Regions from separate parts of the Homo sapiens genome. Here region 2 is linked to region 1. Evidence: read pairs that join two places in POLR2A ChIA-PET (ENCODE). Cell type or tissue: GM12878. All regions are shown on one strand. Each heading gives the region's core, and the rest is flanking DNA. Links, peaks and the distances in the headings are about the cores only. Region 1 has its middle 8.2 kb from the start of ICAM2. Region 2 overlaps ERN1 (endoplasmic reticulum to nucleus signaling 1).

Region 1 (4,263 bases), core at 264-4,263:
GCGAGACTCCGCCTAAAAAAAAAAAAAGGCTGGGCGCGGTGGCTCATGCCTGTAATCCCAGCATTTTGGGAGGCCAAGGCGGTCAGATCACGAGGTCAGGAGATCAAGGCCATCCTGGACAACGTGGTGAAACCCCATCTCTACTAAAATACAAAAAATTAGCCGGGCGTGGTGGTGCATGCCTGTAGTCCCAGCTACTCAGGAGGCTGAGGCAGGGGAATCTCTTGAACCCAGGAGGCAGAGGTTGCAATGAGCTGAGATCGCACCACTGCACTCCAGCCTGACAACAGAGCAAGACCCCGTCTCAAAAAAAAAAAAAAAAAAAAAAAAGAAAAGAAAAAAATACAGAGGAGCAAATGGTAGAATGGTAGAAGAAGCCCAGTTGGTTGATGCGTCTTTGATGTTCACCTCTTCTGGACCACAGCCTTCAGACTTCTTGTGTGAGAAAAAAATCTTACTGACGGAGCTGCATTAGTTTGTTTCTACTACATGAAGTGAAACCAATTCCCAATCAATGCACACGGGAAAGCTGAAAATAAAGACATAGGACCTGGGCGCAGTGGCTCACACCTGTAATCCCAGCACTTTGGGAGGCCAAGGTGGGTGGATTGCTTGAGCCCAGGAGTTCAAGATCAGCCTAGGCAACATGGTGAGACTCCCATCTCTACAAAAAAAAAAAATACAAAAATTAGCTGGGCATGGTGGTGTGTGCCTGTAGTCCCAGCTACTCTGGAGGCCGAGGTGGGAGGATTGCTTAAGCCAAGAGGTGGAGGCTGCAGTAAGCCGTGATCGGGCCACTGCACTCCAGCCTGGGTGACAGAGTGAGACCCTGTCTCAAAAAAAAAAAAAAGAAAAAAGAAAACACACACACACACACACACACACACACAAACCATAGAAAGAGAGACGGAAAAGCTCAACACTGTTCAACACTGTAAAGATGTCATATGTGACCTCAATAAAAATCTGAATAGGTTTCTTGTAGAATTGCATAAAGAACAGTAACCAATGACTAGGAGAGCTCTGAAAAAGAATAATATTAGGGCATTATCCTTCCAAATGCTATAATATTATAATTAAGACAGCATGGGCCGGACACGATGGTTCACACCTGTAATCCCAGCACTTTGGGAGGCCAAGGCGGGTGGATTTGCTTGAGCCCAGGAGTTCAAGACCAGCCTGGGCAACACAGGGAGACCTTGTCTCTACAAAAAAATACAAAAATTAGCTGGTGTGGTGGTGTGCACCTGTAGTCCCAGCTGCTTGGGAGGTTGAGGTTGAGGTTACGTGAGCCTGGGGAGGCCTAGGCTGCTGTGAGCCATGATGGTGCCACTGCACTCCAGCCTGGGCAACAGAGTGAGACCCTGTCTCAAAATTTTTTTTTTTTTTAAATAAATACATAGAAAAAGATGTAGCAAACAAATATTAACAAAATGCTGGTTTAGCAATACCAATCAGATTCTATAGAATTCAGACAAGATCAGGCATGTTCAGAGTGCTATGGCTGGCTATAGACAGAATTCAAAAAGAAAAGGATTGAATGGGACAGAAAAAGATATTTCATTTTTATCAAAAAAAATAACTGAATAGAACATATAAGGCACGAATCCTTAGACACCTAACAACATAGCTTCAAAATATATAAGGCAAAAACTGAACTACAAGGAAAAATTGTCAACAATGGATATTTTAACCATTTTTCTCACTGATCAAATAGACCCCCAAAAATTTAAGATGTGGAAGATTTGTACAGCACAATTAGAAAGACCGATCAAATAAATGGTAAAATATTTTCATAACCAGTAAGTGGGGTCCAGAAATACAACCATATGATTTGCGGAGCTGCCTTATTTTGAGGTTAATGAGTGGCCTTGGAGAGCCTGCACAGCTGGGGTTCCCCATCAGCCCAGGCCAGCTAGGTTTAGTGCCACCTGGTGGCAGTTGTCTCCTCCAGAATAAAACACTTAACCTTTACAAGGTGGAATATGTTTTTATTTATATTTATATATTTTTTGAGACAAGGTCTTGCTCTGTTGCCCCCCTAGGCTGGAGTGCAGTGGTGGGATCACAGCTTACTACAGCCTCAACCTCCTGGGTTCAGGTGATCCTCCCACCTTAGCCTTCTGAGTAGCTGGGACTACAGGCAAGTGCCACTATGCCCAGCTAATTTATAAATTCTTTTTTAGAGATGGGGTCTCATTCTGTTGACCAGGCTGGTCTCAAACTTCTGGGCTCAAGCAATCTACCTGTGTCAGCCTCCCAAAGTGCTGGAATTACAGGCATGAACCATCGCACCTGACCAGAATATGGTGGTTGTTTTTTTTTTTAATCTTCTTTGTGCTTAGTTCAGATTGTCTTTCATGAATATGAATTACTTTAAGAATAAAAAACTACATTTTTCTAAGCCCCTACCCTTCTTGTCTATAACATGAAGAAGGCAGTTTGAATGAGCCCTAAGATTCCTCTAGCTACACAGGGCTACGAGTCGGCACCAAACAAGCCTCCCAGCTCTTGACATTGGCTGCACCGACTCTCCTGGTTTATAGCTGCATCTGCTCCAGGGCCCTCAAGCTTGTGGCCTGGGCTGAATCACCCTCTGCTCTGAGCCTGTCATTGTTTCCCAGGCCTTTCCCATCTCAGGAAAATTTTCCCCAGTGTTATCCTCTCCCTCTCTCAGCCCCAGGTCTAATTCATTCCTTACTTTTTTTTTTTTTTTTTTTTTGAGACAGAGTCTTGCTCTGTTGCCCAGGCTGGAGTGCAGTGGCGTGATCTCTGCTCACTGCAACCTCCACCTCCCAGGTTCAAGTGATTCCCCTGCCTCAGCCTCCCTAGAAGCTGGGATTACAGGTGTCCGCCACAACCCCCGGCTAATTTTTATATTTTTAGTAGAAACAGGGTTTCACCATGTTGGCCAGGCTGGTCTTGAACTCCTAACAGGTGATCTGCCCACCTCAGCCTCCCAAAGTGCTGAGATTACAGGCCTGAGCCACTGCACCTGACTGTCCTCTACTTTTGTAGAACACATTACTCATCTCTTTGCTCATCATTTTCCCCCCACAGATTTGGACTCACCAGTTGACACATTTAGGGCAATTTCCCAAAGTTTATATCTCCAAATATTAATTCCAAAGCTATTAAATTATTTAAAAGGCCTCAATCACCAAATCTGGGAAATGCCAGATTAAATAAAAGTTCCATATTTACAGCAAGACTTTTCAGAGGCTTTTAACATGACAACAAAATATTCTCCAAGAGGAGATATAACACATTTATCTCCAATTATTGCCTTTGATTTAAAAAAATCAACAAAGGAAGTATGTTTGTTATGGCAAAGACAATGCTATATTTTCACCAAATCTTTTTGCATTTTCCTCTTTCTGGGTACTCAGGAAGACAACACTCTCAGCCACCACTGCAGTTAGGTTGGGGCCATGTGACTAATTCTGGCCAATGGGAGTAGAAGAGACATGTGTTGCTTCTGAGCCACAGTCTTGAGGAGCAGAACACGCTCCTCCAGCACCTTCTCCCTTGGACACAGTGATCGGTGATTGTGGAGGCCTCCCAGCTACTCGGGAGGATGAGGCACTAGAATCGCTTGAACCCAGGCGGCAGAGGTTACAGTGAGCCAAGATCGCGCCACTTCATCCAGTCTGGGCGACAGAGCGAGACTCCATCTCAAAAAAAAAAAAAAAAAAAAAGTGTGTGGCACCTCCTGCTCCTGTTGCTCCTGCTTTCGCCGTGTGATGCATCTGCTCCCTCTTTGCCTTCTGCCATGATCGGGAGCTTCCTGAGGCCTTCCAAGAAGCAGATGCTGCTACGCTTCCTGTACAGCCTGCAGAACTGTGAGCCAATGAATCCTCTTCCTTTATAAATTACCCAGTCTGAGGTATTCCTTTACAGCAATGCGAGAACGGCCCACCTCCTTCTTCCGGGGCTGCAGAGGGAAGAAACTGAGGGATAAAGAAGGATGATGGTGAAAAGAAAAACATTTTAAAACCACAGCTACTGCTTAGCACACCTGCTCCTCCCCTCCCACGGGTGAACCATGCCGGCCTCTCGATGTGGCAGAGTGGGGAAATATTTGTTTTTTATTTATTTTTTTAGACGGAGTCCCGTTCTGTGGCTCAGGCTGCAGTGCAGCGGGGCGATCTCGGCTCACTGCATCCTCCGCCTCCTGGGTTCAAGTGATTCTTCTGCCTCAGCCTCCCGAGTAGCTGGGACTACAGGTGCGTGCCACCACGCCTGGCTAATATATATATATAT
Region 2 (4,520 bases), core at 288-4,287, 91 kb before region 1:
GAGGTTGCAGTGAGCTGAGATCCTGCCATTGCACTCCAGCCTGGGCAACAGAGACTCCGTCTCAACAACAACAACAAAAAATTGCCTGCTAAGCCTAATTCACAGTTTAAGCTAATTTCTTTGCTTGGAGTCTAATAATATCCAAGCAGGTGCATGTTTTCAGTAACATCTCGCCTAGTCATATGTCTGAAAGAACAAAACTGAAAGTTCTTTCCTTAGAGGCCTTTAACCCAAGCCGCTCTTCTCTAGCTCAGTCACAGCCTTCACCAAGAAGTCCTGAAAAGATAGAACTCTTGCATTACCGTGCTGGTTCTGGGTGTTTGCCTTTGCAGAGGCGCCACCTGCCAAGCAGTTCTGGCACCAGGGAGCAGGTCTGTGATGACAGGAGAGAGACAGTGGCTGTGACTCTGGCTCTTAAACCACAATGGAGGGATTCAAGTTAGCTTAGGTAGCTCTCAGAGGAGACTAATGAGGGAAGGAAGGAGCAAGGGGGGAAGGAAGGTGCCCCTGGGAGTGTGTCTCACTTCCCTTGCTGGTTCATCCGAGAAGGCAGGGACCCTGGCTTGCTGATGGTTGCATCCTCTGTGGCATTTAACGTGGCATGCTGGTTATACCCACTGTAGGGGGCACTCAGCAAATATTTATTGAATTCTTCTTTGAGACTCATTAAGACCAATAAAGGGGCTGTATTATATCATCAAGCAAGTGGGTTGTGGATGGGGGTGGGAGGTATTGCTTCAGCTATATTTTATATTCTTTAATGGGATTGCACCAGTTGTGTGTCTTTCTACAGAACTAGAGGAGCTTTCAGGATATTTGCTTGGGTGGACGTGACCCATAGTGTGTAGTGTTCTTTTGGTGGGCTCTTCTTATCAGTAATGAGATTAATTTTTCCATTGCCAAACTCCATGAGGTAAACAGTTTGTGATTATTTCATGTCAGTTTCATTTTTCACTCAGCATGATGTTTCACTGTTAAAAAAATGAACCTTGGCCCAGAGTTGTCCTCTCATGTATTAAACATGACTTCCTTTGTTAGTAGACTAATTTATAATTATAATTCAAAACCATCCCATTCTCCAGTGGATTATTTCCCCCCTCTCTGTCAGATGAAGGAATAATTGTTTGTCTGGGCTGCAGGAGTGTCTGTCATGGAAACCGAATTTTTCTGTACATTCTCTGAACAAACAGTGCTGTCACATCCCTAGAACCTGACATTGTCATTGATCTCCAGTTGAGTCAGAGAAGTTTGTTGACCAAGGTAAATCAGATCTCTCTTCTCTTAAAGCAAATGGCCCATGACTCCTGAGGGGCCACTAGGAGTGAGAGAATCACCTGTACAGGGGGCCACAACTGTGGCTAGGAATGTGTTACTTGAGGCGGTGCTTCCCAGCCATGACTCAGTCACCTGGGGAGCTTTTTAAAAACGCTGTGCTGGGGCCCCATCCTATGTGAATGAAATTGGAATCTCTGGGAGTGGGGGCCGGCATCTTTTCTTTTTTAAAAAAAAAATGTTTAAGGCCAGGCTCAGTGGCTTACACCTGTAATCCCAGCACTTTGGGAGGCCAAGACAAGAGGATCACTTGAAGTCAGGAGTTTGAGACCAGACTGGGCAACAATGAAAGACCCCATCTCTACCAAATAAACCAGCAAAAAATGTTTTAAGGCCCAAGTGACTCTGATGTGCAGCCAGGATGAGGCCTTCAAGTAATTTTTGTACCTTAATCCTGGAAAGAACAAATGCATCTCCAAATTCCCAGTCACGTCACAGAGCACGGGACCAGACTAGACACAGCATTTGGCTCATTTTACAGAGAGGTTAGGATTGATAGAGTCCGCTAGTTAGTGTTAGAACTAGAAATAAAGTTCTAACTTTATTTCTAGTTCTAGGCGTGGTGGCTCATGCCTGTAATCCCAGCACTTTGGGAGGCTGAGACGGGCGGATCATCTGAGGTCAGGAGTTGGAGATCAGCCTGGCCAACATGGTGAAACCCCGTCTCTACTAAAAAAATGACAAAAATTAGCCAGGCGTGGTGGCGCGTGCCTGTAATCCCAGCTGCTTGGGAGGCTGAGGCAGGAGAATTGCTTGAACCCAGGAGGCAGAGGTTGCAGTGAGCCAAGATCCCACCACTGCACTCCAGCCTGGGGAACAAGAGTGAAACTCAATCTCAAAAAAAAAAAAAAAAAAAAAAAAAAAAACCTAGAAAAAAAGGAACCTAATATTACATTTTCTCTACTGTACTATATCATTCAACTTTTAAAGAGCAGGTAATTTAATGGATTTTTTCCTTTGAATACAAACTGTTGAAATTGCTTTTATCAGCTTTAACTAATAGGCCTTATATTAAAACATATTTAGTTACTGAATTGTAAGATGTTTAAATGTTTATTTAAAGTTACCCGACTTATGCTTGTTTATTTATTTATATATTTGTTTATTGCCTTTTCCATATATTAAGAGGCTTAAGAAATCAAAACAATGTTGTTTTCCAGGCTCCTTCACAGTATCCTGATGGGTAAAATCATCTTCATGGTTTTAAAAGAACCTTCCATAACAAAAATGAAATAGCCATTGCGAGTGAGGAGAAGGGATTTGTAGAAGGAGTGAGTTAGTTAAAGCACAAGAAGAAGCTTGTGAACCAACAGGAACTTTCCTATCAGGGTGGGAACATATGTTTTGGAAGCAAATGGTGGGAGGGTGCAGGCTGTGACACTCCCTTCCCCTTTTCATGTGAGAGCTGGCTATTAGCCTCATTGCCTGAGTCAGGCAGAGTTCCCTCGAAGGGTTTTTATAGCAGGTGCCGAGCTGACAAGCCCAACTGTAGAACACAGGAGAGGACCAGTCAGTTGTCTCAGCTCCCGGACCCATCTCAGTTGTTTCTCAGAGGATCTTTATTAGCTGGTTTAGAAACAGGAGGACACTTGCTTTCAAGCATCACATTGAGTGGGCTGGACCAAATCCAAAACTCTGCTGGAACCAAGTTGACAAATGTCAGTAGAATTGGGAGCCCGCTCTTTGAATACAACCTTGGAATGGGGCTTGGCACCTGGCCTGAAAGCGCTGTGTGGACTCCAGCACCAGGGCTGTTTCCTAATTTAACTTAATGCTTAAAGGAAATCCCAAGTGGCAGACCAGTTCTGCACTCCTTGAGCAGATAGGCATTTAGCTGTTTTTAAATGTAAAATCATTTTAGCTGTTTTTAAATGTAATCATAGGGCCAGTATCTTGTTTCTATATGTGTGTTTGCCCCATATGATGAAATTGTATGCATTCTTTCAGCAAGTGAGAGTCCGGAGGTTCTGTACTAGCTAGCTGTGCAACTTTGGGCAAATGAGTTATTTCCCCCTCTGCTTCCTCATCTGTAAAACAAAGCAACGGAACCAGAAAATCTCTTTGGTGGGCCTGTTTCCAAATGTCTTCCCAAATTAGGATCACCATTTAGGTGAAAGCGACTAGTCCCCCAGCCGCCTCTTTTTCTGGTGCAGCCTCATACGGGGAGGTAGAAGATGGGAGGGCTGCTTTGCTTTGAGCCTCCCAGCTTCCTAGCTCTTGAATGTAGTGAATTTCATCTGTTCATCCATTTATTTATCAACTTTTTGAGTACATATTTTATGCCAAGCACTGTTTGAGATGCTTGGGAAACATGAACAAAACAAAGACCCCCGCCCTCATGGAACTTCTACCTAGTTGGTTGGGATAGACAACAGCATGGTAAATACATTATATAGAATGTGATAAGGTGATAAAATTCTGCAGGGGTTGCAGGGGAGAAACATAGAGCAGAGCAAGGGAGATGGAGGCCTCGTAAGTTGCCACACACCGTGGTGTGGTTTCATCGGCTCTCGCTCACCTGTCTTGTATAGGGCCTAGGGCCTTCCCTGACCACTGTACTCTCGTAGACTAGATCCCTTCCTGCACTCCAAATAGCACCACGTCACTTAGTGTTGGGGTAATGTACAGGTTGGTGCTCCTGTTTGTTTCTTGTCTAATCTTCTGGAGGACTGGTGTTGATAGTCCTCAGGTATGTCTGAAAATCCTGAGCAAATATGAGGGACTGAGCGTGAACATTGTTGATTTTTCTTTACTTTCTATTTCTTTTTTCTTTTCTTTTTCTTTTTCTTTCTTTTTTTTTGAGATAGAGTCTCACTGTGTCGCCCACACTGGAGTGCAGTGGCGTGATTTTGGCTTACTGCAACCTCCGCCTCCCGGGTTCAAGTGATTTTCGTGCTTCAGCCTCCCGAGTAGCTGGGATTACAGCCATGTGCCAATACGCCCAGCTAATTTTTGTATTTTTAGTAGAGACGGGGTTTCGCCATGTTGCCCAGGTGAGTCTCAAACTCCTGGCCTCAAGTGATCCACCTGCTTTGGCCTCCCAAAGTGCTGGGGTTACAGGCATGAGCCACTGCGCCTGGCCACATTGTTGATTTTTTTAAAAATTTTTATTATTTATTTATTTTTTGAGATGGAATCTCACTCTGTCGTTGAGGCTGGAGTGAGGGCAGTGGCATGATCTCTGCTCA

The links. ChIA-PET counts read pairs that join two places held together with the same protein. Peaks named below come from ENCODE experiments on the same cell type or tissue, not always from the same donor. Only the 100,000 strongest peaks of a DNase experiment are listed, where the experiment ranks them.
Region 2: POLR2A ChIA-PET joins it to region 1 with 11 read pairs; 17 of 35 experiments call an interaction of 5 or more read pairs at or near these places.

The regions. Positions count from the first base shown.
Region 1 is chr17:64,026,732-64,030,994 of GRCh38, reverse strand. No RefSeq gene overlaps it. Among named protein-coding and RNA genes, the nearest start is that of ICAM2, 8.2 kb to the right of the region's middle. In GM12878, for the core only: a CTCF peak has its summit at 1,924 (motif pointing left); no DNase peak of the experiment used is centred there.
Region 2 is chr17:64,117,055-64,121,574 of GRCh38, reverse strand. The region is part of intron 1 of ERN1 (endoplasmic reticulum to nucleus signaling 1); the gene reads left to right. Among named protein-coding and RNA genes, the nearest start is that of ERN1, 11 kb to the left of the region's middle. RefSeq lists enhancers at 108-247, 478-537. In GM12878, for the core only: a CTCF peak has its summit at 339; no DNase peak of the experiment used is centred there; H3K4me3 peaks cover 558 bases; H3K27ac peaks cover 1,452 bases.